Regions from separate parts of the Mus musculus genome. Here region 2 is linked to region 1. A link is a loop called in an ENCODE intact Hi-C map of the cell type or tissue named here. Cell type or tissue: gastrocnemius. All regions are shown on one strand. Links, peaks and the distances in the headings refer to the core of each region. The heading gives the core; the rest is flanking DNA.

Evidence for each region. Peaks named below come from ENCODE experiments on the same cell type or tissue, not always from the same donor. Only the 100,000 strongest peaks of a DNase experiment are listed, where the experiment ranks them.
Region 2: it touches region 1 in a loop (3-fold over the local background); 14 of 42 quality-filtered maps call a loop at or near these places.

Annotation. Positions count from the first base shown.
Region 1 is chr17:34,107,448-34,112,151 of GRCm38, reverse strand. Brd2 (bromodomain containing 2) reads left to right here. Exons shown (of 13, transcript NM_001204973.1): 13 at 1-133. Among named protein-coding and RNA genes, the nearest start is that of Brd2, 13 kb to the left of the region's middle. In gastrocnemius, for the core only: a CTCF peak has its summit at 2,536 (motif pointing left); a DNase peak (open chromatin) is centred at 2,482; H3K27ac peaks cover 753 bases.
Region 2 is chr17:34,031,565-34,036,268 of GRCm38, reverse strand. Rxrb (retinoid X receptor beta) reads right to left here and starts at 4,457. Exons shown (of 10, transcript NM_011306.4): 1 at 4,046-4,457; 2 at 3,225-3,442; 3 at 2,558-2,714; 4 at 2,068-2,247; 5 at 443-615. The coding sequence starts at 4,271. It overlaps Slc39a7 (solute carrier family 39 (zinc transporter), member 7), which reads left to right and starts at 4,579. Exons shown (of 7, transcript NM_008202.2): 1 at 4,579-4,704. In gastrocnemius, for the core only: a CTCF peak has its summit at 1,942 (motif pointing left); DNase peaks (open chromatin) are centred at 2,035, 2,639 and 3,315; H3K4me3 peaks cover 902 bases; H3K27ac peaks cover 1,081 bases.

The sequences.
Region 1 (4,704 bases), core at 1,247-3,746:
TACTTTTCCCTTTTACTTCCACTCCATTTGGGGCCTGGGGATTTTAGTCACCTCTCCAGTTGGCCCCAAGACTGTCTTTTCTTTCTTGAGTCTAACATGTAAATAAAGAAAATATTATTGAAGTTTTGAGTTAGTTTTCTTAGTGAGATTTGTTTCTGTGTTCAAAGTGGCTCAGAAGAAATGGTTGAGTATTATTGGTGCTGGGGTGGGTGGCGATTGTTCTGCTTGATTCGGTGCTGGGTATCACATCATCATTAGCTATATCCCCCAGTTGGCCCCTAGGTCTGTCTTTTAAGAGTGCTAAGAATTGAAGCCTAGAGTGCTAGACAAGGACTGGTACTAAGTACCTATCAGTGACCAAACAGGTAAGGGGATAGCTTAGTTTGAGTTCAACCAGGTTATAAGGCACTCCACTCTGTCTTAAGTTCCAAGTCTTCATTCAGGAGCTGTGTGATGCACAGCTCTTCAAAGTGAGGCTTTAGTTTAGTGTACCAAAGGAAATGGGAGCAGAGGCTGAGGAGTGTCCAAAATAGTGACAGTTCATTCTGCCACAAGTGAGTCAATATATACCTGCAAGTGGAGAGTAAGAGTGATAGGACTGGTGAAGGTGGTGAAAAACAGCAGTTAACCTCTACAGGAAGGAAAGCCAGCTAAGCCTAGACCTAAGAAGGTGAATTCAGAGGTCTTTAAAAGTGGGAGGAATTTCCCTGGGATTGTGACAGGAATTTAACTTAAAGGCAAATGGAATGGAGTAGGGATTTCAATTGAAATTTGAGGAAATTTTTATAAGGTTTAAAAGTAATTGGGGGGGAAAAAAAGGCTGGGAGTGGTGGTGCAGGCCTTTAATCCCAGCACAGATTTGAGTTGGAGGCCAGCCTGGTCTACAAAGTGAGTGCCAGGGCTATGCAGAGAAACCCTGTCTTGGGGGAAAAAAAAAGGAGGTGGGAGGGTGAGAGACTGGAGAGATGGCTCTGCAGTTAATAGCACTGACCTTAACAGAGGTCCTGAGTTCAATTCCCAGTAACCACATGGTGGCTCACAACTATCTAGTGAGATCTGATGCCCTCTTGTGTGTTTGAAGACAGCACAGTGTACTTATACATAAAGTAATTTTTTAGAAAAAGTAATTTGGGGAGACTAGAAGTAGCTTAATACCTGCTCTGCTCAGACTAATAGCTAGGTTGGCTTCCAGCATAACTTAGGACACCTTAAGAACAACCTTAAAGCAGTTTAAGAGAAGGAAGGCCTGGGTCAACCTCTCTGGAACTGAAAAAGGTCCCCAAACATGTGCTGCACTCCCAGGAATTTCTGGTCAGTTTATCTCCCAAACAGCGTCCTCCTTCCCCATCTGGTCAAAGGTCCTACCTTCTCTTCTTAGGCATTCTCTAAGTGTCTGGACTTCATCTGGGTGTTTTTGGGTTTTTTGTTGTTTTTTCGAGACAGGGTTTCTCTATCTGTGACTATCCTGGAACTCACTCCGTAGACCAGGCTGGCCTCTGCCTCCCAAGTGCTGGGATGAAAGGCGTTCACTGCCACCGCCCGGCTCGTCTGGGTTTCTAATGCTCTTTGGTAAGGAGGCCAGGGTTGATGGTGGAATGCCGGGTATTTCCTTCTGTGCTGGTTTGGAGTTCTGCCTTCCACAGCCGCTGCCTTTCTGGGATCAGCCTGGCACTGGGAAGGAGCTGGTGCCTGCTGTCTCTTACATCCCAGTCCAGCCCTCATGGTTTAGATGGAAAAACTCCCAGGACAAGTGCCAGAGCTGGTTAGAACTACTGGTTTAGCGGGACCAAAGAGCAGGTTGGCTTGAAGGATAAGTGCCTAGGAGGCCATGGTGTGGGTCTCTAGCACTGCCAGCCTATTCTCTGTGTACACAAGACAGCACGTTAGTTAGACACAAGATGTGGCTGGAGTAAGACAGCTTTCTGTGATCAGAAAAGAGGGGGCTAGAAATGGTAGAAGAAATGGCTTGAGTAAAGTCAAGCTAAAGCAGGAAAAAAATGGAAGATGAGTGCTCACCCACATGGCCAGTGGCAGCTCTATAAAGCAGGCATCTCCTGATAGTTCACAAGGAACAATTAGTGTGTGCCAAGCACAGTGCCAGAAACAATTTGGTTGTCATGGTAACCTTAGACAAGGTGTGTATTGTAATAACCTCTCAGTAGACTGGAGGGAGGGGTGCTAGAGGGGGAGGGAGGCTCAAGAGCTAGCTAAGCAGTTTGCCCCAAGTCAGCATAGTCAACGGAGGTATAGGATTTGACAAGGCAGCCTGGCTCCAGAATCTATACCCTCTATACTGGGCTTACAAGGGCTTACTTACTGCTATGCTCGGAAAGTGGGCGAGGAGACCGCTGTCTGTGTATAGCTGCAGCTACTGAGGTTGAAGCAGCAGGTGGAGGTTGATTTCACTGCATTAGAACAGGGATTTTGTAGATAAAACAGCTTTCCCAGCAGTAGAAAGCTGGTCTGACTGAGGGGCCGCTCGCTGCGCTGGCACACACTGAGGAACTTACCTGAGACTGGGATTTTTGGTGCCATCTGTTGGTCATGCCTGTGACTTCCACTTAAATCTTCATTCATTTCGTCTGTGGGGTCTCTTCCATGTTTTAACAGGAGCCTTCACTCTTGTACTGTGGAGGATCATAGATAAGGTCTTAGGCCTTGTCTCTTGTTACCTGAGCCCTTGCTGGAGAGAGCCTCCGCTTCGAGGAAGATATCCCTTGTTACACCTTGATAACTCTCTGAGCAACTATCCAGTCTGTCTATAGACCTTACAGTCCAACTGCCTGATGGTAGTGTTCATAGGGCTGCTAACACTCAACATGTCCACAAAGACCTGCTTTCCAAACATGCCCCTTGGTGCCAGGTATCACTGAGGTACATCCCTAACCTGGCGAGTCATCCGTGTAATAAGCATTTCCCTGTGCTTACACACATGTGCACCTCTACAGTCAGCTGTTAATCCTAGAGGTCGGGATTTATCATGCAAGCTTCAGCCTAGTGACCCTGGCTTGTTTCCTCTCTTGTTCCCCGGTCAGTTAGGCCTTGCCGGCCTAAGTTGTCCAGCTAGCCACCACGTTTCAGGGCCCATCCTCCTCGTCTCATTTCTGCTTGCCTTTTTAAAGTCTTCCCTTTCTGGGGTACTAAGCCTGTAACTTTAACATGGTCAAGATAACTCCCAACCTTTTCTTTTTTTTTTTTTTTTTTTTTTTTAAAGATTTATTTATTTATTTATTTATTATATGTAAGTACACTGTAGCTGTCCTCAGACACTCCAGAAGAGGGAGTCAGATCTCGTTACAGATGGTTGTGAGCCACCATGTGGTTGCTGGGATTTGAACTCCTGACCTTCGGAAGAGCAGTCGGGTGCTCTTACCCACTGAGCCATCTCACCAGCCCCAACCTTTTCTTGTTAGACACCAGACTACAGACTCTTAAGTGCTTTTGTTTCTCTGTCATGCAAATACAGAAGTATTCCTATTTGCCAAGTGAGAATGTCGAATACTGTCAGATGAACTAGCATTTGAGTTGAGGTTGGAAAAGAAAAGGATCTATTTAGCCTCGAACAGCATGAACTTTTGGGTAGTATTTGGGGGGGAGGGGAGTTGCCAAGCCCTGTTCTTTATAACAGGGTCTCTGTGTACACAAAGCTGGCCCCAAGTTTGTCCTGATCTTCCTGTCTTATGAGCCGGAATGAAATGCTGTTATTAGCTGCAGCTCCCCCACCTCAGAATCAATGGCTATGAGGAAGCACTGCTCATTTATGAAATACTTTCTTTCCTGCAATGTCAGTCCTAGAACTGACTGGCCTTTCCTTTTTTTTTTTTTTTAAGATTTATTTATTTTATTTATATGAGTACACTATAGCTGTGGCTGTCTTCAGACACACCAGAAGATGGCATCAGATCTCACTACAGATAGTTGTGAGCCACCATGTGGTTGCTGGGAATTGAACTCAGGACCTCTGGAAGAGCAGTCGGTGTTCTTAACCTCTGAGCCATCTCTCCAGCCCGTGGCTTTTCCTGAAGAGGTGAATTGTGGTGAGGATTCCTGCAAGCATCGTCATTTCCTTGGCCAGTGTAGTTCTAGTTTCTCATCCGCCATTGATACTAACTAAACTGAAGACAGCCTCGTTCCTCTTGTTTGAAAAAAAAATATTTCATATATTTTCAAGGTTTTAGAATTTGCTTATTTGCTTTCACTTAAGATATAGCCATACAGGAATAAGAGCTGAAACAGCACACACTACATCCTTACCATTGCAGTAGGCAAATGATGGTAATCTATGGTACCCACAGTACAAGTCCTCCTGTGGCAGGCTGGGTTCTCAGGGAGTCCTGTAGCTTAGGATGGCCTCAGATCCCTGGGTCATCCTGCTCTTATTTCCCAAGTGCAAGTATAGGATCACACATGTGTGCCAAGTGCAAGTGGAGGATCACACGTGTGCCAAGTGCAAGTGGAGGATCACACATGTGTGCCAAGTGTAGGAGTACATGTGTGTGCCAAGCACAGTATAGGATCACACATGTGTGTCAAGCACAGTATAGGATCACACATGTGTGCCAAATGTAAGTGTAGTATCATACATGTGTGCCAAGTGCAAGTGGAGGATCACAAGTGTGTGCCAAGTGTAGGAGTACATGAGTGTGCCAAGCACAGTGTAGGATCATACATGTGTGCCAAGTATAAGTGTAGGATCATATGTGT
Region 2 (4,704 bases), core at 817-3,316, 75 kb after region 1:
TGTTTTATACTCCTTTCTACACCCTCATTCCCTGTCGGGATCCAATCCACCTCTGCGGTCCAGGCTCCTCTCAGGGCAGTCATAGAAACCACTACCAGTCTGGGACTGTCCAATGGGAGCAGAGAAGAGGGAGCTTTCACCCCGTGTCAGAGACGAGACTTTCTAAGAGAGAGTCTCACTATGTAGTCACGACTGGCCTGAAACCTGCTATGTATACCAGGCTGGCCTTGAACTCATGGAGATCCACTTGTCTCTCCCTTCCCAAGTGCTGACATTATAGGCATGGATCGCTACACCTGGCTCACCTCAGATTATTGAAAGGCCTTTTAGTTCAGTGCAAGGTAAGGAGGGACTGAAAGAAGGGAAGAGGGGAGATGGAACATACCCGACTCCTTCTCCCAACCCCCACCCCAGGAGAGAAAGAATCAATCCCATCACTCACGCTGCTGCCACCACCCCCGGTGGCCCCAGGACCCTCAACGCCTTGGTCACTCTTCTGCTCCACAGCAAGCTCTGCCTCCAGGATCCTGTCCACAGGCATCTCCTCAGGGGCTCCCCCAGCCCCATCTCCATCCCCGTCTTTGTCCTTCCCCCGTTGACGCTCCTCCTGAACCGCTGTGGGGTGGGGAAAGAGAAGTGCAAAATTAGAAGCCAACTATGGGGTTGTCTGAAACTCATTTGGGGCCTTCTCAGGGCCAATGTCCCTTGAGATAAAGCGACCAGGGAGGTAATTAGGATCAGAAGGGTAGAAGAGTCCAAAAGCAAATCTGTCCAGCACACACCAGACCCTGAGCTCTGGCCCCACCGCCACAAATTATAAACACACAAAAAGTAAACGAATAGGCAGATAAAAAGAGAAGGGTACAAGAATCAAGGATGAGGGCTGGAGAGATGCTCAGTGGTTAAGAGCACTGACTGCTCTCACTCCTTTGTTCTCTTGCTCTTACTCTCCTCTCCTCTCACTCTCCCCCTCTTATTCTCTCTAGCCTTTCCTCTCTCTCTCTCTCTCTCTCTCTCTCTCTCTCTCTCTCTCTCCTTTCCCCCTTTGTCTCCTCTTGGCTATGGCCGGCCTCTCTTTTACCTTCTCTCTTCCCCCCTGCCTTTCTATAATAAAGCTCTAGCACTGACTGCTCTTTCTGAGGTCTGGAGTTCAAATCCCAGCAACCACATGGTGGTTCACAACCATCTGTAATGGGATCTGATGCCCTCTTCTGGTGTGTCTAAAAACAGCTAAGGTGTACTCATATATAATAAATAAACCTTTAAAAAAAACCAAAAAACAAAAAACGATGAGCCGGGTGGTGGTGGCGCACGCCTTTAATCCCAGCACTTGGGAGGCAGAGGCAGGCGGATTTCTGAGTTCGAGGCCAGCCTGGTCTACAGAGTGAGTTCCAGGATAGCCAGGGCTATACATTGACTGCAGACACTCCTGATGGCAAACTCTAAGCTCTGCTAACTAAAGAGCAGCAGCAGAAAGAGCCTGGTCTGGTCTGGACGGTGTGTGTTCTGATGCTGGTCCTATCACTCTGCTGGGGTAACCCCGGGAGGGCTGACTTTCATCTTTTTTAAAGCAGGAATTGGACCAAAATGAGCTCTAAAATATCTCTTAGAATTCCAGGAGTCAGCTTTGCTTAGAGACAGAAGGAGAGACACCAAGTCCCGACCTCTTCAGTGATTCTGTAGTTTAACCAGGTCCAAGGAAAGACTGGGAGACTAGGGAAAGAACATGGCATCAAAAGAGGGAAGGGCTGTGTGCAGTGGAGGAGAGGAAACAAAGACCCATGAGGAAAGAGGTCACCTCGCCCTAGGGCCAAACTCTGCTGGGAGGTGGATGAACCCTGAGATGCAACCATGAAGACAGAGACAGAGACAGAGACACTGAGAGGTACCAAGCTGTGGAGGACAGGAAAGAGAAACCCAACTGCGCCCCCTGGAGGAGAAAGTGAGCAAAGTCCCAAGATATGGAGGCCATGGGGCCCTCAGCAGTCTCCCCTGTTCCTCCTCAGGGCTCTCCCACAGGGTTGGAGAAGGGCCTGTGACTGAGGCCTGGCCGGGGCAGGCCCTTACCCTCCCTTTTCATGCCAGTGGCCAGGCACTTCTGATAGCGACAGTACTGACAGCGATTCCGCTGGCGCTTGTCCACTGTACAGTCTTTGTTATCACGACACGAGTAGGTCAGGTCCTTCCGAATGGTGCGCTTGAAGAAACCCTTGCAGCCCTCGCAGCTGTAAACCCCATAGTGCTTGCCTACGAGAAAGGTTGGCAGTTAAGACAGTTTTGTGGAGACCTCCTTCTTAGGGAGTCTCTTACCAATCTGCCCAGAGAGGGAACATAGTCTAAATCCTTCCTGTGTTTCATCCAAAAAGGTGACTCAGTCTTCGGTGACCAGAAACCATGTAGCACCCCCACTCCTACCCCTCTCCACATCTGATATGAATCTAAAGGTCCCATAGGCCTCCTTGCTCTGACCAGCCTCAAGAACCCTTGGGAGCCCCATAGGCAGTGGTAAACAGCCCCGACGTGCTTTTTTCTTCTACGGCTGTGCTGAGCCCCATACCTGAGCTTCGGTCCCCGCAGATTGCACAGAGCCGTTTGCCAGCCCCAGGACCACCTGGAGGGGGTGGACAGTGCAGGCCCCGGACCCCTAAGACCGGTGGCTTCACATCTTCAGGGGGGCCAGACCCACCCCCAGGGAGCGACACTGTGGAGTTGATCTGGGATGGGGGAGACAGGGAAGTCACAGGAGACTCTCATATGTCAGGCAAACCACTTCCTGCTTGTGAGCAAGCCCTGTACTATTCCAGAAGGTACTGGGGACACTACTGTCTAACGTAAAGGGCCTTCCTTGCACGTGACACCAAGAGTGATGTCCACCCTTCTGTAATTGTGCTACAGTGGCCCTGAAGGGCACAGGTCTTAGAAGGGCAGGCATATTGAAGCGAAAAGGGCAGCAAAGCCACCGTGAGCTGAACAGGACATCAAAAATATTCCCTGCAGGCTTAGGGTTTGTTTTCAAAACAGAGCTGATGAAGCATGCACCCCCACAGACCACCCCCTTCAGGAAGAGCAAGGGGTCCGAGACCACAGGCTTGCTATGATTAGAGAACTAGAAAGATCAACGGGTTTTGGGGAAGTTCACCCAAAGATGGGGAGTGGGGGTGAGAAGTTGAGAACAAGGAACTGAAGGCACAGTGGCAATAAGCAGGCCACAACCTCTCTCTCACCTGAGGGCTGCTGACAGGCCCGGAGAATCCTGGGGGAGCCGGAGGGGGCAGACCAGGGGACCCCATGGAAGAACTGATGACTGGGAAGGGGGAGCCCAGTGGCGGGGGTGGCATTGGAGGTGGAGGTGCTGAAGGGGTAAGAGGTGGGCCAGGAGGAGAAGACGGACGGATCCCCTGAGAAAGGGGATTTGGGGAGGAGCTGTCTGGGCTTCGGGAATCTGAGAAGTGGGTACGTACAAGGCAGACACACACGGACAGGAGAGACAAGAAGAGAAAGTGAGCCTTTTGATCATCCAAATGGACACTTTAATTCTCCCTGACCCACCACAGCCCGCAACCCTGGAGTTCAGAAATACCAAGTGGCCAAACAACAATTTCACTTCTAATAGTCGTGAGAGGAGGCGGTTGACAAAAAGGGAGGCAGGTCAGGCGGGGCTACTGGGTCATCCCAAGCTGACCTCGGGAGGGGGGGCTGTGAAGCAGCACGTGGAGGTGTAGCAGCGAACCCCTCGTCCAACCCCAACTTAGAACATTCGGGGCAAAGAGTATGGCAGAAATACCCGGTCCCAGAGCGTAAGCTCAGCCTTCGAATGCCCAGAGTCCTCCAGCCCACGGGGAACGGTGTCCTTCCCACGCCCGAGACCGCGCACGCAGGCCCCGCCGCGGGCCCGAACCTGAAGGGCGGAAGCTCCCCCGCCGCGCCCCGCCCCGGGGGAGGGCGCTGGGCCTCGGGACGTCGAGGGCGCGTGTTTACAAACAAGGGGGCGGGAGCGCGGGGAGGGGGCGCGAGGGGCGCCGGCCCGGGCCCACGGGACACTCACCCCGCCCGCTGTCGCCCATCCCGTCCCGGCCAGCCTCCCCCGGCTCCGGCTCCAGGGCTTGCTGCTCTCCGGCCGCCGCCGCCGCCGCCGCGGGATCCAGCCAGGGCCGCCGCCGCCGCCACCGGGACGCGACCCCACAATGCATCTCTTTTCTCACCCCCACCGGCCCACACTGCCCCGCGGCATGCCGCGGCGGGAGGAAGGGCGGACGAGTGGCCCAAGACATGACGCCCGGGCCGAGGGCGGGGAAGCCGGAGAGGCGCCAGGGACGCGCAGGGGGGACAGCGGGGGACTCGGGGGCCGCGACGAAGCCGCGGAGGCGAGCAGGCCGCGGCCTGTGGCAGCGCGACTCAAGAGCCGCGCTCGGCTCGGCACTGAGATGACAGCACCGGCGCGGCCGCCATCTTTGTACAGACGGGAAGTCTCGCCTTGAGCTCCCGCCCCTTCGCCGAGGTGGAAACGGAGGAGGCGGTGCCCGCCAGCCCGCCGTCCCCTCGGATAACCCCCCAGCTCTGCGCATGCGTCCTGACGCCGTGGCCGCGCCGCCCTCGGGGCGCCGCCATGTTGGTAAAGGTATCGGGGCGCAGGCAAGAAAGGGAGCTTCCGGATCTCGCGGGAGCTCGAGGCGTGAGTGCCACGTCCCAGCAAACCGAGAACCG